Linked DNA regions of Homo sapiens: region 1 is linked to region 2. Evidence: chromatin loops called from intact Hi-C (ENCODE). Cell type or tissue: psoas muscle. All regions are shown on one strand. Links, peaks and the distances in the headings refer to the core of each region. The heading gives the core; the rest is flanking DNA. Region 1 overlaps GFOD2 (Gfo/Idh/MocA-like oxidoreductase domain containing 2). Region 2 overlaps DUS2 (dihydrouridine synthase 2).

Evidence for each region. Hi-C counts contacts between places; a loop is a spot of excess contacts. Peaks named below come from ENCODE experiments on the same cell type or tissue, not always from the same donor. Only the 100,000 strongest peaks of a DNase experiment are listed, where the experiment ranks them.
Region 1: a loop joins it to region 2, with 2.9 times the contacts of the local background. A loop is called at or near these places in 2 of 110 quality-filtered maps.

Annotation. Positions count from the first base shown.
Region 1 is chr16:67,686,334-67,702,667 of GRCh38, reverse strand. The region is part of intron 1 of GFOD2 (Gfo/Idh/MocA-like oxidoreductase domain containing 2); the gene reads left to right. Among named protein-coding and RNA genes, the nearest start is that of GFOD2, 25 kb to the left of the region's middle. In psoas muscle, for the core only: no CTCF peak of the experiment used is centred there; no DNase peak of the experiment used is centred there.
Region 2 is chr16:68,030,704-68,047,037 of GRCh38, reverse strand. It overlaps DUS2 (dihydrouridine synthase 2), which reads right to left. Exons shown (of 17, transcript NM_017803.5): 3 at 8,889-9,032. The coding sequence starts at 9,014. Among named protein-coding and RNA genes, the nearest start is that of DUS2, 16 kb to the right of the region's middle. RefSeq lists a silencer at 2,306-2,495. In psoas muscle, for the core only: CTCF peaks have their summits at 6,075 and 6,279 (motif pointing right); DNase peaks (open chromatin) are centred at 6,297 and 8,686; H3K27ac peaks cover 1,343 bases.

The DNA.
Region 1 (16,334 bases), core at 2,856-10,855, 340 kb after region 2:
AGATTGTGCCACTGTGCTCCAGACTGGGCAACAGAGCGAGACTCCATCTCAAAAAAAAAAAAAAAAAAAAAAAAATCCTGGCTACCTTCATGACAATACTGCGTCAGTTGGAGTTCCTGGGCCTTATAACAGAGCGTAGGGCAGGGGTCAGCAAATCTTTTCTGTAAAGGGCCAAATTGTAAATTTTTTTTTTTTTAAGACAGAGTCACTCTGTTGCCCAGGCTGGAGTGCAGTGACATGATCTCTGTTCACTGCAACCTCTGCCTCCCAGGTTCAAGTGATTCTTCTGCCTCTGCCTCCTGAGTAGCTAGGATTACAGGCGCACACCCTGAAGCCTGGCTAATTTGTGTATTTTTAGCAGAGACAGTGTTTCACATGTTGGTCTCAAACTCCTAGCCTCAAGCAATCCGCCTGCCTCAGCCTCTCAAACTGCTGGGATTATAGGTGTGAGCTACTGTACCGGCCTCCAAATTTTAAGTATTTTAAGCTGTGTGGGCCGTATGGCTTCTGTTGTACCTATTCTGCTGTTGGTGGTACAAAAGCAACCATAAATAAAGGAGTAGGTAAACAAATGGGTATGACTGTGTTCTGTCATACCCATAGAACTATTTACAAAAACAATTACCAGATTGGATTTCTCCCACCCCTGTGATAGGCAGTGGGTCGTGGCCTCTAGTTTGGCAGAAGCTGGGGTTCTACAGACTAGATACACAGAAGGTAAGATGATGTTCAGGCAGTCTGGGAAAAAACAATTCACAAATCTCAGCCTCCACACCAAAGTCTCAACAGTCGGGCCTTTTGGGTTCCATGTTTCTCTTAAGGACACTGCAGTTTCTCAGTCACTTAGGCTTAAAACTTCAGGGTCTTTTTTTTTTTTTTTTTAAGTGGGGTCAGTCACATTGATTGAAGTATAATTTACAGAACAGTGAAGTTTATCCTTTTTCTGTATATTCTGTGCTATCAGTTTTGACAAATGCTGTCATGTAATTGCCACCCTAGACAAGATACAGAACAGTTTCATCACCCCACAAAAATTCCCCTGTGCCCCTTTGTTGTCTACACTTAGCCCCAGTTCCAACCCTTGACAACCACTGATCTACTCTTTGTCCCTATAGTTTTGCTTTTCCATTATGGCATTTAAATGGGATCACACAGTATGGTGCCTTTAAGTAGGGCATCTTTCAGTTAGCAGAATGCATTTGAGATTTGTTCATTGTGGCATATATCCGTAGTATGTTCTTTCTATTGCTGAATAGTATCCATTGGCGTTGATATACTACTGTTTATCTGTTTACCTATTGAAGGATATTTGTGTTGATTACAAGATGTGGCAATTATGAATAAAGCTGCTGTAGACATTCACATATAGGTTTTTGTGTGAATATAAGTTTTCATTTCTCTTGGTAAGTACTAAACCTAGAAGTAGGATTGCTAGGTTGTGTGATAGGTATCTATTTAGCTTTATAAGATGGCAAACTTTTCCAAAGTGGCTATATTATTTTACATTTTCGCCAATAATGAATAGTTGCTTCCTACCCTTGCCAGTATTTGATATCAGGTTTTCTGAATTTCAGACATTGTAATGTGTATTTAATAAGTTTTAATTTGTATTTCTTTTTTTTTTTTTTTTTGAGACAGAGTCTCACTCTGTCACCCAGGCTGGAGAGCAGTGGCACAATCTCGGCTCACTACAACCTCCGCCTCCTGGGTTCAAGCGATTCTCCTGCCTCAGCCTCCTGAGTAGCTGGGATTACAGGCGTGCACCACCATGCCTGGCTAATTTTTTTTTTTTTTTCTAGTAGGAACGGGGTTTCACCATGTTGGCCAGGCTGGTCTCAAACTCCTGATCTCGGGTGATCCGCCCGCCTCGGCCTCCCAAAGTGCTGGGATTACAGGCATGAGCCACTGAACCCAGCCTTAATTTGTTTTTTGTTTGTTTGTTTGTTTTGTTTTTTTGAGATGGAGTCTTGCTCTGTCACCCAGGCTGGAGTGCAGTGGCACAATCTCAGTTCACTGCAACCTCTACCTCACGACTTCAAGCAGTTCTCCTGCCTCACCCTTCCAAGCAGCTGGGATTACAGGCACCCGCCACCATGCCTGGCTAATTTTTGTATTTTTAGTAGAGGCAGGGTTTCACCATGTTGGCCAGGCTGGTCTCAAACTCCTGACCTCAGGTGAGCCACCGTGCCCGGCCTTAATTTGTATTTCTAATTAATGCTGTCTAATGACTACTGATACGGTAAGTTATAGTAATTGATTTTATTTTTTAAATTAAATTTAATTTTTTTTTTTTGAGACGGAGTCTCACTGTGTTGCCCAGGCTGGAGTGCAGTGGCACGATCTCAGCTCACTGCAACCTCTGCTTCCCGGGTTCAAGCAGTTCTCCTGCCTCAGCCTCCTAAGTAGCTGAGACTACAGGCACATACTGTCATGACCGGCTAATTTTTTTGTATTTTAGTAGAGATGGGGTTTTACCTTGTTGCCCAGGCTGGTCGCAAACTCCTGAGCTCAGGCAATCTGCCCACCTTGGCCTCCCAAAGTGCTGGGATTATAGGCGTGAGCCACCGCGCCTGGCCTAGTTTTTATTTTTTTGAGGCAGGGTCATGCTCTTGTTGCCCAGGCTGAAGTGTAGTGGTGCAAAAATGGCTCACTGCAACCTCCACCTCCCAGGCTCAAGTGTTCCTCCCTCCTGAGCCTCCTGAGTAGCCACAGGTGTGTGCCACTGCACCTGGCTTTTTTTGTTTGTTTTTTGTAGAGACAGGGTTTCACCATGTTCACCAGGCTGGTCTTGAACTCCTGGCCTCCCAAAATTCTGGGATTACAGGTGAGCCACTGCACCTGGCCTTTTTTTTTTTTCTTTTTCAGTTAAACATTTTGCTATCCAGGCTGGGCGCGGTGGCTTGCTCCTGTTACCCCAGCACTTTGGGAGGCTGAGGCTGGTGGATCGCTTGAGGCCAGGAGTTTGAGACCAGCCTGGCCAACATGGCAAAACCCCTTCTCTACAAAATGTACAAAAATTAGCCAGGCGTGGTGGTACACATCTGTGGTCCCAGCTGCTCGGGTGGCTGAGGCACGAGAATCACCTGAACCCAGGAGGCGGAGGTTGCAGTAAGCCGAGATTGCGCCACTGCATTCCAGTCTGGGTGACAGAGTGAGACTCTGTCTCAAACCAAACTAACAAACAAAAAAACACCACATTCTCCTATCCAATAGTAGTTGATTTTAGAATGTTGAGCCAGCCTTGCATTCCTGGGATTAAACCCCTGTTGGTCATGGTGTATTTTTTTTTTAATTTTTATTTATTTTTGTTTTGTTTTGTTTTTTAGAGATGAAGTCTTGCTCTGTTGCCCAGGCTGGAGTGCCAGTGGTGCGATCTCAGCTCACTGCAGCCTCTGCCTCTTTGGTTCCAGCGATTCTGCTGCCTCAGCCTCCTGGGTAGCTGGGACTACAGGTACCCACCATCACGTCTGGCTAATTTTTTGTATTTTTAGTAGAGACGGGGTTTCACCATGTCAGCCAGGATGGTCTCAATCTCCTAACCTCATGATCCGCCCGCCTTGGCCTCCCAAAGTGCTGGGATTACAGGTGTGAGCCACCACGCCCAGCCACATTGCTAGATTTAATTTGCTAATATTTTGTTGAGGATTTTTGTGCCTAAGTTTATGAGACGTATTGGTCTATAGTTCAGTTATTTATTTTATTTTATTTTTTTGGCTCTCCCACCCTGCTGATAATCCCAAATCCTAGTGATAACTGTCTGCTCCATTTCATTCCCTCCATTAGACCCTCCTTATGTCTTACTTGATATCCTAACTGGTTCTCTGTGTCTAATGTCTCCTAAACTCTATCCTACCTACGTCTTTCTGCCAAATTAAAGAAAAAAAATGCAGGCCGGGCACAGTGGCTCACGCCTGTAATCCCAACACTTCGGGAGGCCGAGGTGGGCAGATCACCAGAGGTCAGGAGTTCGAGACCAGCCTGGCCAATATGGGGAAACCCCGTGTCTACTAAAAATGCAAAAATTAGCTGGGCATGGTGGCGCACACCTGTAATCCCAGCTGCTCGGGAAGCTGAGGCAGGAGACTTGCTTGAACCTGGAAGCAGAGGTTGCAATGAGCCAAGATCACGCCACTGCACTCCAGCCTGGGTGACAGAGCAAGACTCCATCTCAAAGAAAAAGAAAAAGAAAAAAAATCCAATGGTTCTTATTGCTTACCTGCATTAGTCAAGGTCTAGACAGGAAACAGTCAGTGTACTCAAAGGGTTAATTAAAAACTCTTTAATGAAGGGATTATTCACAATAGTGTGAGTAGTAAAGGAAACATACAAGGGATAGTGGAGCACCCAGGGACTGGCAAGGTAGTGTCCCCACCCTAGGTGCAATGACGGAGTGGGGATGTGTCACTGGAACCCAGCAAAAGCAATGGCCATGGGAGAGAGGGGTCCTCTAAAGGAGCTGTGACCTTGGTTAAGGAACACAGCTCTGCCAGAACCATATCCTGGGAGGGAGAGAAGGCAAAAAATAAACACCTTGGCCTTTCCTCCTGCTCGCTGATCTCTTCCTGGTTCTTTCCCTTGGCTGGACTCAGATGGAAGCCAGAGGACCTGGAGCCCAGGGCTTTAGAGACTGACCTTCTGACTCCAGAGACAAAAAGCAGGGCAGAGAGGATCAGGTAGGGAAGGAGGAGCAGACCAAGAATACTGAGCACACCCACCTGTCAAAGTCCAAACTCTTGAGATTAACACTTTACGCCACCAGTTCTGGCTCCTACTCACCTTGCTGACTTGTCACCCCTGAAATTAGGACTTTTCATCTTTTTATGTCCCACAGCTCCCTCGTTAGCTCCTCAGAAAAGGTGAGACATTGACCAGATTAGTATTGGTTTTGAACAGTGGATCAGAGGCAAACAGTCACCCCCAGAGCAGACAGTGGAAGGAACTTGCCTGGCTCACACTCATGAGGAAGGATGGAAGAAGAGTTGCTCCACACATGCACATGTTACAAAATGACTCTTTTTCTTTCTTGTTTTTATAGAGGCTCAGAGAAGTGAAGTAACCTGCTCAAGGTTTCATGCTGGTTGTAGCAGGTCATGCACACAGCCAGGCGTGGAACCCTGGGAGAGTTACCTCACCTCTTTGAGCATGTTTTCTTATCTGTACAACAGGGTTGCATGGAACAAGGGACAGACTAAACACTGGCTGCCCTATTATACTCACTTCATATTAGCTCAGAATTATGACCCTCATATTTCTACTCAACTTTTGAAGAAGAGACATCTAAGTCAGTCACAGATAGTTAACAGATATCTTTTTTTCAGAAAAAGATTCCCTATGTACTGACTCATATCTAATTGGCCAGGCCCAATTATAAGTATTCTACAAATATTAACTCAATCCTTAAATCCCCTGTGAGGTAGATAAAATTTCCCCATTTTACAGATGAGGAAATGGAGATACAGAGTGACTAAAGGACTTACCTGAGGTCACCCAGCTGGAAAGTGACAGAGCCAGGATTTGAACCCAGGCAAGGCCTTGTCAAATTGTATATAGCCTGTCCTGCCAAGGCACACTTCATTCCTGACCAGCATGTGGTGATGGGAAATGTATGTGGTCTTGGCAGGACTGGGTTTGTGGAGATCTTTGGAGGCATCTGAAGGATATGTGCAAGGATGTTAAAGACAAAGAGTGGGGAAATTTTAGGGGTGAGAAAGGGTAGCCACTGAAATTAACAAGGAAAACCAGCTCTGCCTGCTTGGGCAGGAAATACCTAGTCAGCAAGCCTGCCTGCCTTCATGCCATCTGGCTTCCTCGGGGGCCAGCCAATACCCCTTTATGGGAGTTGATGAAGCTTCCCTTTGAGTCAGTGGCAGTAAAACAGGTTATTAAAAATTTTTCGGCCGGGCGCAGTGGCTCACGCCTATAATCCCGGCACTTTGGGAGGCTGAGGCAGGCGGATCACGAGGTCAGGAGATCCAGACCATCCTGGCTAACATGGTGAAACCCCGTCTCTACTGAAAATACAAAAAATTAGCCGGGTGTGGTGGTGGGTGCCTGTAGTCCCAGCTACTCGGGAGGCTGAGGCAGGAGAATGGCGTGAATCCAGGAGGCAGAGCTTGCAGTGAGCCAAGAGCGCGCCACTGCACTCCAGCCTGGGTGACGGAGCGAGACTGTCTCAAAAAAGAAAAAAAATTCTAGTCCATTCTGTTGTTTTAAGCTACCGATACTTATATATATTTTTCACTTCATATTGGCTCAAAATTATCATCCTCATATTCCTACACAGCTTTTGAAGAGGAGACATCTAAGTTGGTCATAGATACGTAATAGATCATTTAAAAAAAAAAAAAAGATTCCCGGCCGGGCGCGGTGGCTCACGCCTGTAATCCTAACACTTTGGGAGGCTGAGGCGGGCAGATCACGAGGTCAAGAGATCGGGACCATCCTGTCCAACATGGTGAAACCCCGTCTCTACTAAAAATACAAAAAATTAGCCAGGCATGGTGGCGGGCTCCTGTAATCGCAGCTACTTGGAAGGCTGAGGCAGGAGAATCGCTTGAACCTGGGAGGTGGAGGTTGCAGTGAGCCGAGATCGTGCCATTGCACCACTCCAGCCTGGGCAAAAAGAGCGAAACTCGATCTCAAAAAAAAAAAAAGGGTTCCCTATGTAGTGGATACATACATTCCCTATATATACCCAAATACAACTAGGGTGAGAAGGAACACGGTGTGAGAGTGGAGGAGGTGTGCCCTGGGCATGAATTTAGAGAAGACATGGACTGTGTCTCACTCCCTTAGCCCTGTAACAATTAGTAATTAATGACCAACAAAATTTGGCTGGGCACAGTGGCTTATGCCTGTAATCTTAGCACTTTGGGAGGCCGAGGCAGGAGGATCACCTGAGGTCAGGAGTTCGAGACCAGCCTGGCCAATATAGTGAAACCCTGTCTCTACTAAAAATACAAAAATTAGCCAGGTATGGTGGCGCATGCCTGTAATCCCAGCTACTCGGGAGGCTGAGACAGGAGAACCGCTTGAACCCAGGAGGCTGAGGTTGCAGTGGGCCAAGATCATGCCACAGCACTCCAGCCTGGGTGACAGAAATGAGACTCCGTCTCAAAAAAAAAAAAAAAAAACTTAAGTAGAATCTCACTACTTACCTAATGCTGCATGCTTGACACTGTCAAGCTCCTATAACAGCCATAACCTGTAAATAACCAAGACACCTGTAAAAGCAGACAGTGACCAAATAGCCGAAGGGAGTCCAGGACATGAAAATTGTAGAAGATAACTGTGTGCTTGACCTGTTTTCTAAGAAAACTAGTAGAGAAGCCTGTAGGGGCAGAATTAGCAAAGAGAAAAGAGAGAGATGGTGGCTGGGCTCAGTGGCTCATGCCTGTAATCCCAGCACTTTGGGAGGTCAAGGCGGGTGGATCACCTGAGGTCAGGAGTTCGAGACCAGCCTGGCCAACATGGTAAAACCTTGTCTCTACTAAAAATACAAAGATTAGCTGGGTATGGTGGCGTGTGCCTGTAACCCCAGCTACTGAGGTAGTAGCTGAGGCAAGGAGAATCGCTTGAACCGGAGCGGCAAAGGTTGCAGTGAGCCGAGATTGCACCATTACGCTCCAGCCTAGGCGACAGAGTGAGACTCCGTCTCAAAAAAAAAAAAAAAAAAAAAAAGAGAGAGATGGAGAAAGTAGAAAAGGAAAGCAAGGTGACTGAGTGGCCACAGACAGTTTACCATCAGAAAGAATGAAAGCTGGTTAAAATAAAACAACCCCAGTGAGAGTACAGGAGGCAAGCCAAGCTTCACAGTCACAGAGAGTGGAGACAAGAGGCACGAAATTGGCAGGGATCTGGAGTTAGAGGCAGCCCAAGTCATGTGTAATTTAGTGGTTCACAAAGGAACAGGTGTACTTCAGATAGAATCGAGCAGTACAGGATGTTATACTGGGCTATGCTGACAAACCATCCCCTACTATAGACATTTTCTTAGTCCAGTACACTTGTGTCTACAGTAGGAGCAAAAGAGATGCTGGGCTTGAAAATGAAGTTGAGAAAACAATTTCTCCAGCCGTGGTGTCTCATGCCTATAATCCCAGTGCTTTGGGTGGCCGAGGTGGGAGGATCACTTGAAGCCAGGAATTTAAGACCAGCCTGGGCAACATAGTAAGATGCTGCCTCTATATTAAAATAAAATTAAAAAAAACTTTTTTATTAAAAAGCCAGGCTCAGTGGGTCACGCTTATAATCCCACCACCTTGGGAGGCTGAGCTGAGAGAATCGCTTGAGGCCAGGAGTTTGAGGCCAGAGTTTGAGACCAGCCTAGGTAACACAGTGAGACCCCATCTCTACAAAAAATAAAAAATTAGGCCAGGCTCAGTGGCTCATGCCTGTAATCCCAGCACTTCTGGAGGCCCAGGCGAGCGGATCACCTGAGGTCAGGAGTTTGAGACCAGCCTGGCGAACATGGTGAAACCCTGTCTCTACTAAAAATACAAAAAAATTAGCCAGGTGTGATGGCGTGTGCCTGTAATCCCAGCCAGTCAGGAGGCTGAGGCAGGAGAATCGCCTCAGCCTCAGAGCTCGGGAGGTGGAAGTTGCAGTGAGCCAAGATTGCACCACTGCATTCCAGCCTGGGTGATAGAGCAAGACTCTGTCTTAAAAAAAAAAAAGTATGTCCTAAATGCCACTGGATTATGGGGGTTGGTTTTTTTGTTTGTTTGTTTGTTTTTTGTTTTTGAGACAGAGTCTTTCTGTTGCTCTGTCACCCAGGCTGGAGTGCAATGGCATGATCATAACCCACTATAGCCTGAAACTCCTGGGCACAAGTAATCCTCCCACCTCAGCCTCCCAAAGTGCTGGGATTACAGGCATGAGGCATTGCACCCAGCGGCCACTGAATTGTTCACTTTAAAATGGTTAATTTTGGCTGGGTACAGAGTTTCAGTATGGAATGATGATGAAGTCCTGGAGGTGGATGTTGGTGATGGTTGCACAATACGAATGTATTAGTGCACTGAACTGTACACCTAAAAATGGTTTAAAATGGTACATTCTGTAATGTACATTTTTCCACTTCCCAAAAAAGATTCTAGCCAGGGACCATGGCTCATGCCTGTAATCCCAGCAATTTGGGAGGCCAAGGCAGGAGGATTGCTTGAGCCCAGGAGTTTGAGACCAGCTTGGGCAACATGATGGAACCCTGTCTCTACAAAAAACACAAAAAATTAGCCAGGTATGATTAGCAGGGCGTGATGACACGCACCTATAGTCCCAGCCACTTACTTGAACCCAGGAGGCGGAGGTTGCAGTGAGTCGAGATGGCACCACTGGACTCCAGCCTGGGTGACAGAGTGAGACTGTGTCAAAAAAAAAAAAACCCAAAAAGCCAGGTGTGGTGGCTAATTTGAAATAAGGTTCTTTGTCTGAATTATAAGTGGTCCTGGCTAAATATGCAGATGCAGTGCTACTCCCTGGATTTGGCTAGATCAGGGAGCTTGTGATGGTGTCCCATTAGTAGGACCAGAGGTACATATATCTGTCACTTTGTGTTTGAAATGCAAGCTTTTTATTTAAAAAGTGAGAAAGGATTCCTTTTAGAACCACATTTTCCTTTTTTTTTTGTTTTTGTTTTTGAGACAGAGTCTCAATCTGTCGCCCAGGCTGGAGTGCAGTGGCGCAATCTCGGCTCACTGCAAGCTCTGCCTCCTGGGTTCACGCCATTCTCCCGCCTCAGCCTCCCGAGTAGCTGGGACTGCAGGTGCCCACCATCACGCCTGGATAATTTTGTTTTTGTATTTTTAGTAGAGACGGGGTTTTACCATGTTAGCCAGGATGGTCTCAATCTCCTGACCTCGTGATTCGCCCTCCTCAGCCTCCCAAAGAGCTGAGATTACAGGCATGAGCCACCGTGCCCGGCCTTTTTTTTTTTTTTTAAATTATTCCCCTTTATCCCCTTTCTCTACTCTGGTTTCCCTATCCCCTGTAAATGTATTTAGTATGTATCCTTTCATTTGTATAATTTCCTATGAAGCATTTTTGTTTCTGTGCATGTGTGTGGGTTTTTGTTTTGTTTTGTTTTGTTTGAGACAGAGTCTTGCTCTGTCACCCAAGCTGGAGTGCAGTGGCATTATCTCAGCTCACTGCAACCTCTGCTTCCTGGGTTCAAACGATTCTCCTGCCTCAGCCTCCTGAGTAGCTGGGACTACAGGCGTGCACAATCACATCCAGCTAATTTTTTTATTTTTTAGTATAGATGGGGTTTTGCCATGTTGATCAGGCTGGTCGTGAACTGATCTCAGGTGATCCGCCCACCTCTGCCTCCCAAAATGCTGGAATTACAGGCGTGAGCCACCGCACTCAGCCTGTGTGTGTATTTTTAGTTTATATAAATAATGTATTAGAGCTCGCTATGTTTTCTTTTTTTTTTTTTTTTTACCAAGTTCATTCATGTGACTGTATTCATCTAGTATTGTTTCTAACTTGCAGAGAACCCCAGTGGGTATATCCCCCACACTTTACCTGCCCACTTCTGATCCCCAGATTGTCTCCAACTCTGCACCTCAGACATGATGTGGTAAATATCTTTGTATCCCTTATCAGTGCATCCCTATGAGAATTTCTTTGGGAACACACATACACACACACACGAGTAGAATTTGTGAGTCACAAAATGCATAGTTTTAATTATATATAAGGCCAGATTACTTGTTATTCAGAACAGCTGTACGATTCTGTATCACTATCAGTAGCACGTGAGGATAGAACCTCCAGTATGTTTTCAGAGGGTAACTTTGGTGTTTCATGGACGAATGTGGCCATGAGAAGCTGGTGACACCAGTGAGTAGGCGCATCCAGAAAACACTTTACTGAGCACAGTGAGTTCATTAATTTATTCATTCACTAATCAGTGGAGGGCCTGCTGTGTTTGTGGGCCTGAGGACACAAAAGAGGAGTAAGTTTAGTTCCTATTGCAAGTATATAGAAGGTGCAGAGGGAGGAGCTCCTGGGGGGGTACAGTCAGAAAAGATTTACAGAGGAGGGAAGATGTAGGGTAGAGAGGAGTTCCAGGAGTTGGTCATCTCAAAGAAAGCAGAAGCTGTGCTATGCAGAGGGACCTGCCGCAGAGTCTTAATTTTTTTTTTTTTGGGGGGGGGTCTAGGCACAGTGTGACTTGCTTCTGTAATCCTAGCGCTTTGGGAGGCCAGGATGGGCAGATCAGTTGAGGCCAGGAGTTCGAGACCAGCCTGGGTGACATAGTGAAACCCTGTCTCTACAAAAAATGCAAAAATTAGCCAGGCACAGTGGTGTGCACCTGTAATCCCAGCTACTCAGGAGGCTGAGGTGGGAGGATCCCTTGAGCCTGTGAGGTTGAGGCTGCAGTGAGCCATGATCAAGCCATTGCACTCCAGCCTGGGCAACAGAGCAAGAATCTGTCTCAAAATAAAAATTATGATAGTGACCAAGATCAGGAGTAGTTAGCTTTTTAAAGGTAATTGGTAGGCCAGGCACAGTGGCTCACACCTGTGATCCCAGCACTTTGGGAGGCTAAGGCAGACGGATCACCTGAGGTCAGGAGTTTAAGACCAGCCTGGCCAACATGGTGAAACCCCATCTCTACTAAAAAATATAAAAATTAGCTGGGCATGATGACACATGCCTGTAGTCCCAGTTACTCGGGAGGCTAAGGCATGAGAATCGGTTGAACCCAAGAGGCGGAGGTTGCAGTGAGCTGAGATTGTGCCACTGCACTCCAGCCTGGATGACAGAGTGAGACTCCATTTCAAAAAAGAATCAATAAATAATTGGTAAACAAAGGGACCGTATGGTGTTTATAAAATTATTGGTAAAATGATGTTACCAAAGGTAATACATAGAAGTTAAAATAGTTGTGTTAGAGATTTTTCCCTCTTAATGACAGATTTGTCCTTTTAATCATAATACAGAGGGTGAGAAGGTTCAGGAAAGTGTACATATAACAAACAGGACATTTTGTTATGACTCCAAATGTAGATAATTTTTCACATGCGTTAAACATAGTTCAGAGGTTCTCAGCTGGTGGCTGCACACTAGGATCACCTGGGGGGCTTTAAAAGTGAACGATAAAAGTGAATGATGAAGCCAGGCATGGTGGCTCATGCCTGTAATCCCAGCACTTTGGGCAGCCGAGGCAGGCAGATCACTTGAAGTCGGGAGTTCAAGACCAGTGCCACTCCACTCCAGCCTGGGTGACAGAACAAGACTCTGTCTCAAAAAAAAAAAAAAAATAGTGAATAATGGTCACCTCACATCCATCAGAACGGCTAACCAACAAAAAACACCAGAAAATAACAAGGGTTGGTGAGGACGTGGAGAAATCAGAAGTCTTGCACGCTGTTGGAGGAAATGTAAAATGGTACAGCCACTGTGGAAAACAGTATGGTGGTTCCTCAGAAAATTAAAAATCTAATTACCATGACCCGGCAATTCCACTTCTGGGTATATGCCCCAAACAAATGAAAGCAGAGTCTAGAAGAGATATTTGTACACCATGTTCATATCAGTATTATTCACAGTAGCTAAAACATGGAAGCAACCCAGGTGTCCATTGATAGAGGAATGGATCAGCCATACAATGGCATATTACTCAACCTTGAAAAGGAAGGAAGTCCTGACATATGCTACAAGGTTTGTAAGGGTGAACCTTGAAGACATTATGCTAGCCAAAATAAGCTAGTCACAAAAGCACAAATAACGCATGATTTCACTTAGATGAGGTATCTAAAGTAGTCAAATTCATAGAGACAAAGTAGAATGATGGTTGCCAGGGGCTGGGGCGGGGGTAGTGGGAATGGGAAGTTATTATTTAATGGGAATAATGGGTATTATTTAATGAGTTTTTAGTTTTGCAAGGTGAAAAGAGTTCCAGAAGTAACCATCCACCAGGGTGGTGGTGATGGTTACACAACAATGTAAATGTATTTATTTATTTATTTACCTATTTATTTTATTTTATTTGAGACAGTCTTGCTCTGTCGCCCAGGCTGGAGTGCAGTGGCTTGATCTCAGCTCACTGCAACCTCCGCCTCCCGGGTTCCAGCAATTCTCCTGTCTCCACCTCCCGAGTAGCTGGAATTACAGGCACATGCCACCACGCCCGGCTAATTTTTGTATTTTTAGTAGAGATGGGGTTTCACGATGTTGGTCAGGCTGGTCTCAAACTCCTCACCTCAGGTGATCCACCCACCTTGGCTTCCCAAAGTGCTGGGATTACAGGCATGAGCCACCACGCCCAGCTGTAAATGTATTTAATACCACTGATGTATATACTTAAAAATAGTTAAGATGGTCTGGGCGTGGTGGCTCACGCCTGTAATCCCAGCACTTTGGGAGGCCAAGGTGGGTAGGTCGCTTGAGCTCAGGAGTTCGAGACCAGCCTGGTCAACATGGCGAAACCTCATCACTACCAAAAATACAAAAATTAGCCAGGGGTGATGACACACACCTGTAATCCCAGCTATCATGTGGCTGAGGCAGGAGAATCGCTCGAAACCAGGAGGGGGAGGTTGCAGTAAGCTGAGATTGCGCCACTGCACTCCAGCCTGGGCAACAGAGTGAGACTGTCTTTAAAAAAAAAAACAAAAAGTAGGTCAGGCTCGGTGGCTCACGCCTGTAATCCCAGCACTTCGGGAGGCTGAGGCAGGCAGATCACAAGGTCAGGAGATCGAGACCATCCTGGCTAACACGGTGAAACCCCGTCTCTACTAAAAATACAAAAAAAAAATTAGCTGGGCATGGTGGGGGGGCGTCTGTAGTCCCAGCTACTTGGGAGGCTGAGGCGGGAGAATGGCGTGAACCCGGGAGGCGGAGCTTGCAGTGAGCCAAGACCATGCCACTGCACTCCAGCCTGGGCGACAGAGCGAGACTCCGTCTCAAAAAAAAAAAAAAAAAAGTAAATTTTATGTATATTGTACTACAATTTTTAAAATAACATTAAAGTTTAAAAAGAGAAAAAGAAAATGACGGTGATGTGGCCCACATCACTCTTGTCTGTTTCAGTGGGTCTAGGGTTACCAGTGATGCTAATATGGAGTGGGGAACTGCTGGTTTAGCTGGGGGAAATGTTGGATGGGGAACCCTGATATTCTGAGCACACCTACATCTCATCTTGGTTTTCCCACGACATTGATCCCAAGCAAAGGACTTTTGTTTGGTTTTGTTCTTTATTGTATAACCCTTGTGATCAGAAGAAAAACTCTACAATGAATAAGACAGAATCATGTCTCAGAAAATTTGGCAAAGTTCAAAAATTGAAAAGAAACAATAAAAATCATTCATAATCCCATCAACCTCAGCAATCAATAAATTCAGGAGTATTCTAGTCCTTCTACAGCATTGAATAGAGATATTTTATAGATATATTACAGATATCCTTATATATATACTCATACCTATTATACTTCTTTTGTGTGCTTTTTTTAAAAAAAACCCCATACTTCTGATAGTGTGTGTTTTTCCCTTTCAGTGACAATGTGGTGAATGTCTTTCAGGTTATTGAGGGCCTTCTACTTCATGGTTTTCAGTAACTCCACAGCATTCTTTATCTAACCCATTACTTGTATTGGACATCTAGATTGTCTCCCAGTTTTTCACTATGATAGCCAATGCTATAGTAAATATCTGTATACAAAAAAACCTTTTTTCCTTTCTTGAGACAGTCTCACTCTATTGCCCAGGCTAGAGTGCAGTGGCACTGTCATAGCTCACTGCAGTCTTGACTCCTGGGCTCAAGCGATCCTTCTACCTCAGCCTCCCAAATAGCTGGGACTATAGGCATGTGCCACCATGCCAGGCTAATTTTTTTTTTTTTTTTTTTTTAGTAAAGATGGGTGTCTCACTAAGTTGCTTGTGCTGATCTTGAATTGTTGATCTCAAGCAATCCTCCTGCTTTGGCCCCCCAAATTGCTGAGATTGCAGACATGAGCCACCACACCCAGCCTAATAAAATCTTTTTTTTTTCTTTTTTTCTTTTTTTTTTTTTTTTTTGAGACGGAGTCTTGCTCTGTCGCCCAGGCTGGAGTGCATTGGCGCGATCTCACCTCACTGCAGGCTCCGCCTCCTGGGTTCACGCCATTCTCCTGCCTCAGCCTCCCGAGTAGCTGGGACTACAGGCACCCACCACCACAACTGGCTAATTTTTTGTATTTTTTAGTAGAGACAGGGTTTCACTGTGTTAGTGAGGATGGTCTCTATCTCCTGACCTCGTGATCCGCCCGCCTCGGCCTCCCAAAGTGCTGGGATTACAGGCATGAGCCACCGCACCCGGCCTAATAAAATCTCTTTAAGCATACTTTTTCTTTTAGCCAGTTTGATGAAAAAAGTTTTTTGGTATTTTTTTTTCTAGTGAGCATTTTCCTATGTTTGCTACCATGAAAATTTTAATTATACTTAATCTGTATAGCAATTAGTTCTTTCACTTTCCTCTTGAACTGGTTTTTGTTTTCCATTCTTCTTTTTCTTTTCTTTTTTTTTTTTTTTTGTGACGGAGTCTCATTCTGTCACACACGCTGGAGTGCAGTGGCACAATCTCAGATCACTGCAACTTTCACCTCCCAGGTTCAAGTGATTCTCCTGCCTCAGCCCCTCGAGTAGCTGAGAATACAGGCTTGCACCACCACACCTGGCTAACTTTTTATATTTTTGGTAGAGACGGGGTTTCACCACGTTGGCCAGGCTGGTCTCGAACTCCTGACCTCAAGCGATCCACCCACGTCAGCCTCCCAAAGTGCTGAGATTACAGGCATGAGCCACCACGCCCGGCCTCCAGTCTTTCTTTCTTTCTTTCTTTTTTGGATAGAGTCTCACTCTTGTCGCCCAGGCTGGAGTGCAGTGGTGTGATCTTGGCTCACTGCAATCTCTGCCTCCTGGGTTCAAATGATTCTCCTTCCTCAGCTTCCTGAAGAGCTGGGATTACAGGCATCTGCCACCACACCTGGCTAGTTTTTTTTTTTGTATTTTTAGCAGAGATGGGGTTTGGCCATGTTGACCCGGCTGGTTTTGAACTCCTTACCTCAGGTGATCCGCCCGCCTTGGCCTCCCAAAGTGCTGGGATTACAGGTGTGAGCCACTGTGCCTGGCCTCCACTCTTCTTTTCTTTGTCATATATAGAATCATGAACTTTTATAGCAAGAAGGAACCTTAAAGATCAATCACTCCCCTTATTATACATTTAAGGCCCTGAAAGTTGAATCTTTTGACCAGGGTTACACAGAAAGTTAAGTAGCAGAACAGAGATTTAAACTCAACTTTATTCATTTTCCGTTTTTCCTCTTATCCTTCAGTCTCCATGGAAG
Region 2 (16,334 bases), core at 3,233-11,232:
TGGCTCACGCCTGTAATCCCAGCACTTTGGGAAGCCAAGGCGGGCGGATCACGAGGTCAGGAGATCAAGACCATCCTGGCTAACACAGTGAAACCCCGTCTCTACTAAAAATACAAAAACAAAATTAGCCGGGTGTGGTGGCAGACGCCTGTAGTCCCAGCTGCTCCGGAGGCTGAGGCAGGAGAATGGCATGAATCCGGCAGGCGGAGCTTGCAGTGAGCCAAGATGGTGCCACTACACTCCAGCCTCGGCGACAGAGCAAGACTTCGTCTCAAAAAAAAAAAAAATCAGAATGAGAGAGAAAACGTTACTTCTGACCTTAAAGAAATAAAAAGTATTATAAGGAAATAATATAAACCATTGTATGCCAAAAAATTAGATAACCTACATGAAATGGACACACACTACTGAATCTGACTCAAGAAATAAAAAATGGGAATAGTCCTAAAACAAGAAATTAAGGCCAGGCACAGTTGGCTTATGCCAACAAAAATTAGCCGAGCGTGGTGGCACAGGCCTGTATCCCAGCTACTGGGGAGGCTGAGACAGGAGAATCGCTTGAACCTGGGAGGCGGAGGCTACAGTGAGCTGAGATCGTGCCACTGCACTCTAGCCTGGGCAACAGAAGGAGACTCCGTTTCAAAAAAAAAAAAAATGAATGAAATCATGTACTTTACAGCAACATAGATGCAGCTGGCAGCCGTTATCCTAAGCAAATTAACACAGAAACAAACCCAAATAACATATGTTCTCACTTATAAGCAGGAGCTAAGCATTGGGTACACACGAACATAAACATGGGAACAACAGACACCGGAGACTTCAAAAGGCAGGAAGCAGAGAGGAGGCAAGGGCTAAAAAAGATCCTATTGGGTATTATGTTCACTATCTGGGTGACAGGATCAATAGAAGCCAAACCCTCAGCATCACACATGGTACCCTTGTAACAAATCCGCATATATACCCCTGAATCTAAAATTTTGAAAATAAGAATAAATTTTAAAATTAAAAAGTTTCCCAGGCCAGGGACAGTGGCTCACGCCTGTAATCCCAGCACTTCGGGAGGCCGGGGAGGGTGGATCACCTGAGGTCAGGAGTTCGAGACCAGTCTGATTAACATGGTGAAACCCCGTAACTACTAAAAATACAAAAATTAGCCACTCATGCCTGTAATCCCAGCTACTTGGGAATCTGAGGCAGGAGAATCACTTGAACATGGGAGGCAGACGTTGCAGTGAGCCAAGATCATGTCACTTCACTCCACTCCAGGGCCTGGGCAACAAGAGCAAAACTCCGTCTCAAAAAAAAAAAAGAAAAGAAAGTTCCAGCCAGGACAATTAGGTAGAAAAAAAAATAAAATAAAAGGCATCCATATTAGAAAGGAAAAAGTAAAACTATATTTGCAGATGATGTTTTTTTTTTTTTTAAGACAGAGTTTTGCTCTTGTTGCCCAGGATGGAGTGCAGTGGCGTGATCTCGGCTCACTGCAACCTCCACCTCCTGGGTTCGAGCGATTCTCCTCCCTCAGCCTCCCTAGTAGCTGGGATTACAGGCGTCCACCACCATGCCCAGCTAATTTTTTGTATTTTTTTTTAATAGAGATGGGGTTTCATCGTGTTGGCCAGGCTGGTCTCAAACTCCTGACCATGGGTGATCCACCCGCCTCGGTCTCCCAAAGTGCTGGGATTACAGGTGTGAGCCACCACGCTGGGCCGATGTGATCTTGTATATAGAAAGCCTGTGGAAGTTTCCCCCACCCATACATATACACACAGGAGAGACAGAGAGAGACAGAAAGAGAACATACATGCTAATAAACAAGTTCAGCAAGGTCAAGGACACAAGATCAATACACAAAAATCAATTATATTTTATACACTAGTAATGAACAATACAAAAGGAAATTAAGAAATTCCATTTGTAATAACATCTAAAAGAATAACACGGCCGGGCACAGTGGCTCACGCCTGTAATTCCAGCACTTTGGGAGGCCGAGCTGGGTGGATTGCCTGAGGTCAGGAGTTCAAGACCAGCCTGACCAACATGGTGAAACCCCATTTCTATTAAAAATACAAAAATTATCCAGGCATGGTGGCAGGCGCCTGTAATCCCAGCTACTCGCGAGGCTGAGGCAGGAGAATGGCTTGAGCCCGGGAGGCAGAGGTTGCAGTGAGCTGAGATTGCGCCACTGCACTGCAGCCTGGGCAACTAAGCGGGACTCTGCCTCAAAAAATAAAAGTAAATAAAAATAAAACACATAGGAAATAATTCAAAAAAAGAGGTATGAGACTCATGTACTGAAAACTATGAAACACTGTTGAAAGAAATTAAAGAAGACCTGACCCGGCCCAATGGCTCATGCTTTTAATACCAGCACTTTGGGAGGCCTAGGCAGGCGGATCACTTTGAGATCAGGAGTTCGAGACCAGCCTGGGCAACATGGTGAAACCCTAACTCTACAAAAAAATACAAAAATTAGCCATGTGGGGTGGAGTATGGCTGTAGTCCCAGCTACTCAGGAGGCTGAGGTAGGAGGATGGCTTCAGCCCAGGAGGCATAGGTTGCAGTGAGCTGAGATCATGTCACTGTACTTGAGCCTGGGTAACAGAGTGAGACCTCATCTCAAAAAAAAAAAAAAAAAGAAATTAAAGAAGACCTAAATAAAGACATCTCATGTTCATGGATTGGAATACTAAATATTGTTATGACAGCAATAATCCGTAAACTAATCTACAGATTCAATGCAAACTCCATCAAAATCCCAGCTGCCTTTCTGGCAGAATTGACCAGCTGATCCTAAAATTCATATAGCAATGCAAAGAACCCAGATTACACAAAACAATCTTGAAAGAGAAGAAAAAGTTGGAGAATTTATACTTCCCAATCTTAAAACCTACCAAGCTACAATAATCAAGACTGTGTTGTGTCCTCAATTCACCAGTAAGAAGAAAGAAAAAAAAAGGCTGTGGTACTGGCATACAGGTAGACATACAGACCAGCGTAACAGAAATGAGAGTCCAGATATAAATCAAATCAAAACATCTATGATTAATTGATTTTTTACAAGAGCACAGACCCGGTGCAGTGGCTCAAGCCTGTAATCCCAGCACTTTGGGAGGCCCGAGCAGGAGGATCACTTGAGGCCAGGAGTTCAATACAAGCCCGGCCAACATGCCAAAACCCCGTCTCTACCAAAAATACCTAAATTAAGCAGGCATGGGGGCATGCACCTGTAGTCCCAGCTCCCTGGGAGGCCAAGGCAGAAGAATTGCTTGAACCTGGGAGGTGGAGGTTGCAGTGAGCTGAGATGGTGCCACTGCACTCCTGCGTGGGCAACAGAGCAAGACTCCATCTCAAAAAAAAAGAAAAGAAATTATTTCTTTCTAAAAACATAATTTTTAATTTGTTGTTTTTAAAAAATTACCTATTCTGGGTGAATATGACCTACAAATGGCCAAAAAAGCATATAAAAAGATGTTCACCATCACTAATCATCACTAATCAGAGAAATAAACCACAATGAAATATCACCTCATACCCATTAGGATGGCTACCATCAAAAAAACAATAAGTGAGCCAGGCACGGTGGCTCACACCTGTAATCCCAGCACTTTTTTTTTTTTTTCTCCCTGAGACGGAGTCTTGCTCTGACACCCAGAGCTGGAGTGCAATGGCGTGATCTCAGTTCACTGCAACCTCCGCCTCATGGGTTCAAGCAATTCTCCTGTCTCAGCCTCCCCAGTAGCTGGGATTACAGATGGGCACCACCACACCCGGCTAATTTTTGTATTTTTGTAGAGACGGGGTTTCACCATGTTGCCTAGGCTGGTCTCAAACTCCTGACCTCGTGATCCACCTGAGTCGGCCTCTCAAAGTTCTGGGATTACAGGTGTGAGCCATCACGCCCAGCCAATCCCAGCACTTTGAGAGGCCCAGGTGAGGGGATCACTTGAGGCCACCTGTTTGGGACCAGCATGGGCAACATAGCGAAATCCTGTCTCTACAAAAGATTTTAAAATTAGCCAGATGTGGCTGGGCATGGTGGCTCATGCCTGTAATCCCAGCACTTTGGGAGGCTGAGGCGGGCAGATCATCTGAGGCCAGGAGTTCGAGACCAGTCTGGCCAACATGGAAAAACCCGTCTCTACCAAAAATACAAAAATTAGCCAGGTGTAGTGGTGCATGCCTGTAATCCCAGCTACTCAGGAGGCTGAGGCACAAGAATTGCTTGAACCCAGGAAGCACAGGTTGCAGTGAACTGAGATCACGCCATGGCACTCCAGTCTGGGCGATAGAGCGAGACTCTGTCTCAAAATAAAAATAAAAATAAAATAAAAATAAAAATAAATAAATAAATAAAATTAGCCAGGTGTGGTGGCATAAGCCTGTAGTCCCAGCTACTCAGGAGGCTGAAGTAGGAGGATCCCTTGAGCCCAGGAGCTCCAGGCTGGTCACTGCACTCCAGCCTGGGTGACAGGATAAGACTCTGTCTCAAAAACAACAATCAAACAAGCATTTTTGAGGATGTAGAGAAACCGGAAGCTTTGTGTGCTGTTAGTGGGATTGTAAAATGATGCAGCTATTATGGTTATGGGAAACAGAATGGAGGGTCCTCAAAAAATTAAAAACCACCATATGATCTAGCAATCCCACTTCCGGATATATAATCAAAAGAATTAAAAGCAGGGTCTCAAAGAGATTATTTGCACGCCCATGTTCACAGCAGCATTATTCACAATTGAAAGAGATAGAAGCAACCCAATGGCCATTAACGGATGAATGGATAAACCAAGTGTGATATATACATACAATAGAGTATTATTCAGCCTTAAAAAAGAAGGAAATCTTGTCACATGCTATAACATAGGTAAGCCTTGATGACATTATGCTAAGGGAAATAAGCCAGTCACAAACAATAAATATTGTATGATTCCACTTATATAAGGTATCTAAAGTAGTCAAATTCATAGAAATAGAAAGTAGAATGGTAGTTACCAGTGGCTGGGAGAAGGGGAACTGGGGAATTGCTGTTTAATGGGTGCAGGGTTTCCGTTTCACAAGATGAAAAAGTTCCGGAGGTCTGTTTCACAACAATGTCAATATACATAACACTACTGAACAGTACACTTACAAATGGTTAAGACAGTAAATCTTGTATGTTTTTTGTCACAATAAGAAAAAAAAAACTTTTAAAAATCACTCATTTCTCTTTTTTTTTTTTTTTTTTGACACAGAGTTTTGCTCTTGTCACCCAGGCTGGAGTGCAATGGCGCACTGGGCACATTGCAACCTCTGCCTCATGGGTTCAAGTGATTCTCTTGTCTCAACCTCCCAAGTAGCTGGGATTACAGGTGTGCACCACCAGGCTAAGCTAAATTTGTATTTTTAGTAGAGACAGAGCTTCACCATGCTGGCCAGGCTAGTCTCGAACTCCTGACCTCAGGTGATCCACCTGCCTCGGCCTCCCAAAGTGCTGGGATTACAGGCATGAGCCACTGTGCTTGGCCTAAATCAATCATTTGTGGGCCTCTGGGCTGTAGGACTCTGGGTCTCTTAAGAACATTGCCTTGTCCCTTGATCCTACTTAATAAGAAGTTTAAGTCTAACAGGTCAGTGTCTCTTCACAGACAGGAACACCAGAATCCCACCATTCTTATAAAAAGAAACAGGAACGCGGCCTCTGCAGCACCTCCCAAAAACTGTCATCACTCCTCAAAAATTCCTGACAGACCCTGATGTGGGAAGACTACGGCTCTCTTGCCTTTTACAGACTGGCTCATCCTCCAGAGGCTGAGGACTTTGTGGGTTGTGTTTTGTTTTGTTTTGTTCTGTCGCCCAGGCTGGAGTGCAGTGGCACAATCTCAGCTCACTACAACCTCTGCCTCCCAGGTTCAGGCGTTTCTCCTGCCTCAGCCTGAAGCTGGGACTACAGGTGTGCACCACCGCGTACAGCTAATTTTTTGTATTTTTGTAGAGATGGGGTTTCACCATGTTGTTCAGGCTGGTCTTGAACTCCTGACCTCAGGTGATCCACCTGTCTTGGCCTCCCAAAGTGCTGGGATTGCAGGCGTGAGCCACCACGCTCGGCGACTTTGTGGGGTTTTTAAGGAGGTGCCTACATGCTTGATATGCACGAGGTCCTGTGAGCTGGGTGAGGTCATTTGATTATCTAATCCCACAGATGGGCCACCTCACATCAACTCCCCCCCGCCACCCCCAGTAAGAACATCCACGCAACTGGTACTCCAAAGCTCACTGGCAAAACAACCATGGATCCACCAGGGGGCGCTGACACCACACTCAGCCATGCCCGGGGGCCCAGTCCCAGCCACCTACACAACCTAGGTTGACCTGCCTGCCTGTCTGCTCTCCATAGGTGGCAGATCTGGGTGGAAGGCTTAGGTCTCTGCCTAGGTAGATACCCCTTTGTTTATTTGTAAGTTATACTGACTCTCTCAGGGAAGAGCACATCAAACAATGCTAACAGATTTTAATTCATATTTCCTCTGCTCCATACAGGAGCAGGACCCTGGAAGAAAGGAATGGGCACATTTACTAGGAAAACCAAGTCTTGCCCAATTAGGAGGGTCACATACTGAAGTAATCACATAAATCGTGGGCCCTAAACTTCCAAAGGGCTTGAAAACAATCCTAAGGCCGGGTGCAGTGTCTCACACCTATAATCCCAGCACTTTGGGAGGCCAAGGCAGGTGGATTACCTGAGGTCAAGGGTTCAAGACCAGCCTGGCCAACATGGCAAAACCCCATCTCTACTAAATACAAAAATTAGCTGGACATGGAGGCGGGCACCTGTGATCCCAGCTACTCAGGAGGCTGAGTTGGGAGAATCACTTGAACCTGGGAAGCAGAGGTTGCAGTGAGCCAAGACTGTGCCACTGCACTCCAGCCTCGGAAGGCAGAGTGAGACACTGTCTTAAAAAAAAAAAAAGAAAAAAAAAGATTCCTGTCCTCTTCAAGCCCTGACCTTACCCATCACGCCAAATCCCCCAAATGAATCTTCAGGCCTCCTTCTAATGCCTTCCTTCCTCTTATACTACAAACATGCAAGTCATCTAGAAACAACTCCCTTCACCCTGCTTCCTCCACCTCAGGCTACCTGCCTGTACCTCCCTTAACTGAAGGGGTAGTTGGCAGCCCTATTTCTATTCCCTCATCTGCTATTCATTCCTCAAGCCATTAACTCCGTGAGTGTTCATGTCTATGTGCTAGAGCTGTCCTCCAGGGGTCTAATTTTCTTTTCCCTCCCTCCCTCCTTCCTTCCTTCCTCCCTTCCTTGCTTTTTTTCAAGAAACAGGGGGCCAGGCACGGTGGCTCACACCTGTAATCCCAGCACTTTGGAAGGCGGAGACGTGAGGATCATGAGGTCAGGAGATCGAGACCATCCTGGCTAACACAGTGAAACCCCGTCTCTACTAAAAATACAAAAAGAAATTAGCCAGGCGTGGTGGCGGACGCCTGTAGTCCCAGCTACTCGGGAGGCTGAGGCAGAAGAATGGTGTGAACCTGGGAGGCAGAGCTTGCAGTGAGCCAAGATCGCGCCACTGCACTCCAGCCTGGGCGACAGAGCGAGACTCTGTCTCAAGGAAAAAAAAAAATAGAAACAGGGTCTCGCTATGTTGCCAAGGCTGGTTTTGAATACCTGGGCTCAAGCGATCCTCCTGCCTAGCCCCCCACAGGCATGAGCCACTCTGCCCAGCCTAATTTTCAAGTCAAATACCTGCTTGGTCTTTTTGCAGCTGGATTTCTCTGCATTACCTGACATGGTTAACAAACCTGACTTTTGCCTTCCCTGACACTACACTCTTTTTAATTTGCCTATTTTTCTCATTCTTTTACCTCTTCTGTCATTAATTCCTATGCGCCAACACACATACCCAGTACATAAGGGTTTGTTTTCCGCCAATCTCCTCTTAAGTCTTCCATTCTCTCTATATAGTGGTTTTCTTTTTCTTTTGTACATTTTTTATATTTTTATTTTTTGGTAGAGACAGGGTCTCACTACGTTGCCCAGGCTGGTCTCGAACTCCTGGACTCAAGTAATCCTCATGCCTCAGCCTCCCAAAGTGCTGGGATTACAGGTGTGAGCCACCACACCAGGCTTATTTTTTTTAATATATAAATTTTTTTAAAAAAAGAGATAGAGTCTCACTATATTGCCCAGGCTGGTCTCAAACTCCTAGGCTCAAGTGATCCTCCTGCCTTGGCCTCCCAAAGTACTAGTATTACGGCATGAGCTACCACGCCCAGCCTCTTTTTATTTTTTATTTTTATCTTTTTTTTTTTTTTTGAGATGGAGTCTTGCTCTGTTGCCCAGGCTGGAGTGCAGTGGCGTGATCTTTGCTCACTGCAACCTCCACTTCCCAGGTTCAAGCAATTCTCCTGCCTCACCCTCCCGAGTAGCTGGGACTACAGGCACGTAACACTACGCCTGGCTAATTTTTCTATTTTTAGTAGAGACAAGGTTTCACCGTGTTGGCCAGACTGGTCTCGAACTCCTGACCTCAGGTGATCTGCCCGCCTTGGCCTCCCAAAGTGCTGGGATTACAGCCATGAGCCACTGTGCCAGGCCTCTTTTATTTTTTAAAATAGAGATGAGGTCCCACTATGTTGCCCAGACATGTCAGGCGACTTATCTATCCACCCGGCCCAGGGTATCCCAGAACGCTTCTGTGCTACCAGGCTCCTGGACCTTGGCAGGGTTCACAAGACTCATCAGTGTCACACATGTTTGTCTCCTCCAGCCTTTGGTGAACACCTATAAAGTCAATTCCCATTCTGTCCCCACTAACTCCTGACCACTCCCACACACAAATGAAGAGGAGTCTGTACTTGTGGAGAAGCCCACCCAGAAAATCAGAGCCCCTTACCTCACAGTAAACAATGTCCGCTCCATAATCCAGGGCCAGCAGCCTCATTGGAAGAGTCCCTACCCGAACCATTGGGGCCAGGATTAGCTTATTATGGTAACACAGAGAGAGGCTATTCAAAATCATTTCCTCCTCTGTTACAGCCTGAAAAAAAAAGAGGAAACAAGAGTCAGAAATTCAAATGAAGAAAATCTCTCCTGTTATCAAGAGCAGGCTTCCCTTCTTCAAGGTTCCAGCACACAGTAGTTTTCATTTTCTTTTGGTTGGTTGTTTATGTTTGATTGTTTTTGTTTTTGAGACAGTCTTGCTTTGTCACCCAGGCTGGAGTGCAGTGTAGTGCAGGGCTCACTGCAACCCAAGTAACTGGGATTATGGGCGTCTGCCACCACGACCGGCTAATTTTTGTATTTTTAGTAAAGATGGAGTTTTACAGCTAGGCACGATGGTTCACATCTGTAATCCCAACACTTTGGGAGGCCGAGGCAGGCGGATCACCTGAGGTCAGGAGTTTGAGACCAGCCTGGCCAACATGGTGAAACCCTATCTCTACTAAAAAATACAAAAATTAGCTGGGCATGGTGGCGGGCACCTGTAATCCCAGCTACTCAGGAGGCTGAGGCAGGAGAATTGTTTGAACCTGGGAGGCGGAGGTTGCAGTCAGACAACATGGCACCATTGTACCCCCGCCTGGGCAACAAGAGCAAGACTCCATCTCAAAAAAAAAAAAAAAAAAAGATGGAGTTTCACCACATTGGCCAGGCTGGTCTTGAACTCCAGACCTCAAGTGATCTGCCCACCTTAGCCTCTCAGAGTGCTGGGATTACAGGCATGAGCCACTGCACCTGGCCTGTTTTCCTTTTCCCTGAACATAAAAATTAGTATACATGCACATACATTCATCTAACGAATATTTATTAAGTACCTAGTCTGTGCCAGTCACTGACCCAGTCTCCTGGGATACATTAGAGAAAAAAAAAAAAAACAGACAAAAATCCCTGCTCTGGCAGTTTTCAATCATTTTTTTTTTACTCAGATACCTGCACTGGAGTATCTGAAGCAGAGTTTTCATTCTAGCCAGAGAGTATAGGCAAAAAAACAAAAAGCATAACAAATAAGTAAACTATATAGTATGTTGGAAAACTGGTAATGCTAGAGCAGAGAGAGGGGAGATTGAAAGTGCTGGGGATGGGTTGCAATTTGAAATAGAGAAGTCAACATGGGCTTTAATGAGAAGATAAGATTTGATCAATGAAGACCCCTGAGAAGAAAAAAAAAATGGAGCAAAGATTTGAGTTACTCAAGAAGAATGCACAGCAGAGGAAATAACCAATGCAAAGGTCCTGAGGCAAGAGATTGCCTACTGTGTTAGAGGAACAGCAGGAAAGCCAATGTGGTTAAAGCGTAGAATGTGGTCAGGCGCAGTGGCTCACACCTATAATCCCAATACTTTGGGAGGCCAAGGTGGGTGGATCACTTGAAGTCAGGAGTTCGAGACCAGCCTGGCCAACATGGCAAAACCCCATCTCTACTTAAAATATAAAAAATTAGGCTGGGCACTGTGGCTCGCGCTTGTAATCCTAGCACTTTGGGAGGCTGAGGCAGGTGGATCACAAGGTCAGGAGTTCCAGATCAGCCTGACTAACAAGGTGAAACCCTGTCTCTACTAAAAATACAAAAATTAGCCAGCTGGGCCGAGTGAGGTGGCTCACGCCTGTAATCCCAGCACTTTGGGAGGCAGAGGCAGGTGGATCACCTGAGGTCAGGAGTTCAAGACCAGCCTGGCCAAGATGGTGAAACCCCGTCTCTACTCAAAATACAAAAATTAGCTGGGCATGATGACAAGTGCCTGTAATCCTAGCTACTTGGGAGGCTGAGGCAAAGAATCTCTTGAACCCAGGAGGCGGAAGATTGCAGTGAGTCGAGCTCATGCCACCGCACTCCAGCCTGGGCGACAGAGCAAGACTCTGTCTCGAAAAAAAAAAAAAATTAGCCAGCTGTGCTGATGCATGCCTGTAGTCCCAGCTACTCTGGAGGCTGAGGCAAGAGAATTGCTTGAACCCAGGAGGTGGAGGTTGCAATAAGCCAAGATCGCGCCATTGCACTCTAGCCTGAGCAACAGAGGAAAACTCCATCTAAAAATAAAAATAAAAATAAAAATAATATATATATGTATATATATATATAACATATGTGTGTATATATATGTGTATGTATGTGTGTATATATATATATATATATATATATATATATATATATATATATATAAAATTAGCGGGATGTGGTGGTACACACCTGTAATCCTAGCTACTCGGGAAGCTGTGGCACGAGAATTGCTTGAACCTGCAAGGCACAGGTTGCAGTGAGCTGAGATTGCGCCCCTGCACTCCAGCCTGGGTAACAGAGGGTAAATGTCTCAAAAAAAAAAAACCAAAAAAAAAAACCACATAGAATGAAGAAGAGAGACCAGGCACGGTGGCTCATGCCTATAATCCCAGCACTTTGGGAGGCCAAGGCAGGAGGATTGCTTGAGGCCAGGAGTTTGCAGACCAGCCTGGGCAACATAAACTCAGTCTCTACCAAAAAAAAAAAATTTTATTTAATTACCCAGGCATGGTGGCATATGCCTATGGTCAGAGTAATTTGGAAGGCTGAGGCAGAATGATGACATGAGCCCAGGAGTTTCAGGTTACAGTGAGATATGATAATACCGCTAAACTCCAGTCTAGGCAACAGAGCAAGGAAAAAGAAAAAAAAAAAAGGAAAACACAGAGTCAGATACACAATGTTAACAGCAGTAAGAAAACAGGATACAATGGTCAGATCATGTAGAGCCTTGTAGGATACGCTGAGAATTTCATTAGCTCTGCATGAACTGTCTCATATTTTTACATGATCATTATGACTGCTGCACTAAGAGTGGACTATCCGGGGGCACAGATGCAGGAAGACCAGAGAGAAGGCGATTCTGTAATCAACATGAAAGATGATGGTGGCTCCCTCAGACCCTGGAGCTGGTAGTGAAGGTGTTGAGAAGTGGTCACATTCTAGAAATACTCTGAAGGGAGAGCCAACAGGAGGAAAAAAGAAAATCAGAATCTCACGTCCCAAAGAAAACTACTGCTAATATTATGTTTTTGTTTTTTTTTTAAACAGAGTCTTGCTCTGTTGCCCAGGCTAGAGTGGTGCAGTGGTGCAATCTTGGCTCACTGCAACCTCTGCCTCCCGGGTTCAAGCAATTCTTCTGCCTCAGCCTCCCGAGTAGAGTAGCTGGCACTACAGGCATGCGCCACCATGCCCAGCTAATTTTTGTATTTTTAGTAGAAATGGGGCTTTGCCATATTGGCCAGGCTGGTCTTGAACTCCTGACCTCGTGATCCGCCCACCTCGGCCTCCCAAAGTGCTGGGATTACAGGCATGAGCCACCATGCCCAGCCTAATATGATTTATTCTAACCAAATATGGTCTCCTCTAAACAGTCACAAAGAGGCCAGGCATGGTAGCTCATGCTATAATTCCAGTGCTTTGGGAGGATGAGACAGATGGATTGCTTGAGCTCAGGAGTTTGAGACAAGCCTGGACAACATGGCAAAACTCCATCTCTACCCAAAAATAATAAAAAAATAAATAAAATTAGCTGGGGGTGGTGGCACATGCCTATAGTCCCGGTTACTTGGGAGGCTGAGGTGGGCGGATTGCTTGAGGCCATGAGTTCAACACCAGCCTGACCAACATAGCAAAATCCCATCTTTACAAAAAATAAAAATAATAAAAAGACAGGCAATGGCTCACGCCAGTTATCTTAGCACTAAGGAGGCCATGGTGGGGAGATCGCTTGAGTTGGAGATGGGAGATCAGCTTGGAGTTGGAGATTAGCCTGGGTAACATGGCAAGACCTCATCTCTACAGAAACATAAAAATTAGCCAGGAGTGGTAGTGCATGCCTGTAGTACCAGCTCCTAGGGAGGCTGAGGTGAGATCACTAGAGCCTGGGAGGCAGAGGTTGCCGAGCTGAGCTGATATCATACCACTGCACTCCAGCCTGGGTGACAGTGAGACCCTGTTTGAAAATAAAAATAAAACTAGGCCAGGCAAGGTGCCTCACGCCTATAATCCCAACACTTTGGGAGGCCAAGGTGGACAGATTGCTTGAACTCAGGAGTTCAAGATCAGCCTGGGCAACATGGTGAAACCCCATCTCTACAAAAAATGCAAAAATTGGGCTGGGCACGGTGGTTCATGTCTGTAATCCTAGTGCTTTGGGAGGACGAGGTGGGTGGATCACTCGAGGTCAGGAGTTCAAGACTAGCCTGGCCAATATGGTGAAACCCCATCTCTACTAAAAATACAAAAATTAGCCAGACGTGGTGGCATGCGCCTGTAATCCCAGCTACTCAGGAGGCTGAGGCAAGAGAATCACTTGAACCCAGGAGATGAAGTGAGCTGACATTGTGCCACTGCACTCCAGCCTGGGTGACACAGCAAGACTCTATATAAAAAAAAAAAAAAAAAAAAAAATTAGCACCTGTAGTCTCAGCTACTTGGGAGGATGAAGTTGGAGGATCACTTGGGCCTGGGAGGTTGAGGCTGCAGTGAGCCATGATCATGCCACTGCACTCCAACCTGGGTGACAGAGCAAGACCCTGTCTCAAAAAAAATTTTTTTTTAATTTTTAAATAAAAATAATTTTAAAAAGAAATAATCTCTGATCCAAGGTCTAAAGGAAGAGAACATGTTAACCAGTCCAATATGTAGAAAGAAAATCTTTCCCATTTCATTAATAGCATCTCCAGTCTCCCAATTACTCATTCTTAACCCACATTCCCCACATTCAATCCATCACTGACTTCTATTGAAATAACCTTCAAAATATAACTAACCCACATGCTTTACTACATGCCAATGGCCACAACTGCGCACCAGAAACCCTCCGCTCATCTGTTGCCAGGACTTTAGCACAGCCCCCAAATGTGTCTCCCAAAATCTACACTTGCCCCTTCCTATCCATTCTGCCAGCATGGGATCCTAAAAAGGCAACTCTGATAATACCACTCCCCCGTTTATACCTTTCAATGGCTTCCCACTGACTTTAGGAAAAATCCTAAACCTTTCTAATGGCCCACAAGGCCCTGCATGATCAGTCCCTACCCACCTCTCCAGCCTCACCCTCACCTGTGTCTCTCTCACCCTCCCTCTCGGCCCTGGCCACCCTGGCATTCCCTTTTTTTTTTTTTTTTTTTTTTTGAGATGGAGTCTCACTCTGTTGCCCAGGCTGGAGTGCAGTGGCGCAATCTTAGCTCACTGCAACCTCCACCTCCCAGGTTCAGCCTCCTGCCTCAGCCTCCCGAGTAGCTGGGATTACAGGCACCCACCACCACACCCAGCTAACTCCTGACCTCAGGTGATCCACCCACTTTGGCCTTCCAAAGAGCTGGGATTACAGGTGTGAGCCACTGTGCCCGGCCACCCTGGCCTTCCTTTAAAGTCTCCCACACCAAACTGTCTGCTTCCCTGGGGCCTGCCCACTTGCAGTTCTGTCTGGAATACTCCTCCAACTCAGTCATGCATGCCCATGCTAAGGTCCCCTTGTCCTTGAATGCCCCCTTTGTGAAGATACGTCCCTACAGAAAATCAAATTCAGGTCCCTGGTCCCATGCTTTCCAAACACCCTACATTTCTCTGCAGCTCAGTTACACTCCATGTGTCCACACTGACTGCTGTAGTTTCTTGTTCAATCCTCAGCTCCTCCTGGAGACCACCAGGACAACAAGCTCTACAAGAACAGGAGTGTGGCTGCTTAGTTCACTGCCAGATTTCTAGCACTGAGCCAGGTACATGACCTTTAGAGGCTGCTTAGTAAGGTGTGACTGAATACTTACCACTGTGGTAGCCAAGAGGACAGCCTCTTGTAGGGTGGTTGGTCTGGCAACTTCCTCTGGCACTCAGTCAGAGGTGCCTGACACACCCTGCCTCTAAGGAGGCTCCTCTGAGAAAAACTAGGCAGCCCCCATGCCTTTCCCAGTTACTGCCACAACCACTCACCCCACCCTGAGATCACACCCACATCACCACTTTAGTCACTCATTTCCAATCTCTTCTACCATTCCTTTTAAGGGCTGGTCTCCTCTATTACGCTCAATTTCTTAGACAGTAACCTTGGCTGGGCGAGGTGGCTCATGCCTATAATCCCAGCACTTTGGGAGGCCAAGGCAGGAGGATCACCTGAGATCAGGAGTTCCAGACCAGCCTGGCCAACATGATGAAACCCTGTCTCTACTAAAAATAAAAAAATTAGCCAGGCATGGTGGTGTGCACCTGCAATCCCAGCTACTCGGGAGGCTGAAGCAGGAGAATCACTCAAACCAGGGAGGCAGAGGTTGCAGTTAGCCAAGATCGCACCACTGCCCTCCAGCCTGGGCAACAGAGTGAGATTCCATCTCAAAAAATAAAAAATAATAACCTTAACTTCAGTTACATGGACATAATATCCTGTTAACCTTAAAAAAAAAAGACATTAAAGAAAAATACCTCCAAACATGTTGAGTTTATTTGAGAATGAGAGAAAAGGATTATAATCCAGGATGCACAGAAGGGCAAGCCACAAGTACATCTGGTGACAGAAGGGGAAAAGGAAGCTTTTATTGGCAGAAAGGGAGAGATTTATATAAGTTGCTTAGAAACAGAGTTCATGGCCAGACACAGTGGCTCATGCCTGTAATCCTAGCACTTTGGGAGGCCAAGGCAGGCGGATCACGAGGTAAAGAGATCAAGACCATCCTGGCCAACATGGTGAAACCCCGTCTCTACTAAAAATACAAAAATTAGCTGGGTGTGGCGGCGCATGCCTGTAGTCGCAGCTACTCAGGAAGCTGAGGCAGGAGAATCGCTTGAACCCGGGAGGCAGAGGTTGCAGTGAGAGATCACGCCACTGCATTCCAGCCTGGTGACAGAGCGAGACTCATCTCCAAAAAAGAAAAAAAAGAGTTCATGAGTTTCCTAGAGGATCAAAGCCAGAGTTGTCTTCAGTTCACTGGTGGAGATGCCATTACTGGGCAAGTATTCTTTCCAGAGCATTTTATCTGAATTACAATAGTCCTAAAAAATGTCTATGCCAGGCAAGGTGGCTCACACCTGTAATCCCATCACTTTGGGAGGCCAAGGCAGGAGGATCACTCAAGGCCAGGAGTTTGGGACCAGCCTGGGCAACATAGCAAGATCCCATCTCTACCAAAAATATATATATATTTTTTAACTAGCCAGGAGTGATGGAAGGTGCCTGCAGTCCCAGCCACTCTGGGAGGCTTAAGCAGAAGAATCATTGGGAGTCCAAGAGTTCGATGCAGCAGTGAGCCATGATTGTGCAACTGTACTCCAGCCTGGGTGACAGAGCAAGGCCCTGTCTCCAAAAAAAAGAAAAAGAAAACCAAAATGTCTACTGATAAACTTTTG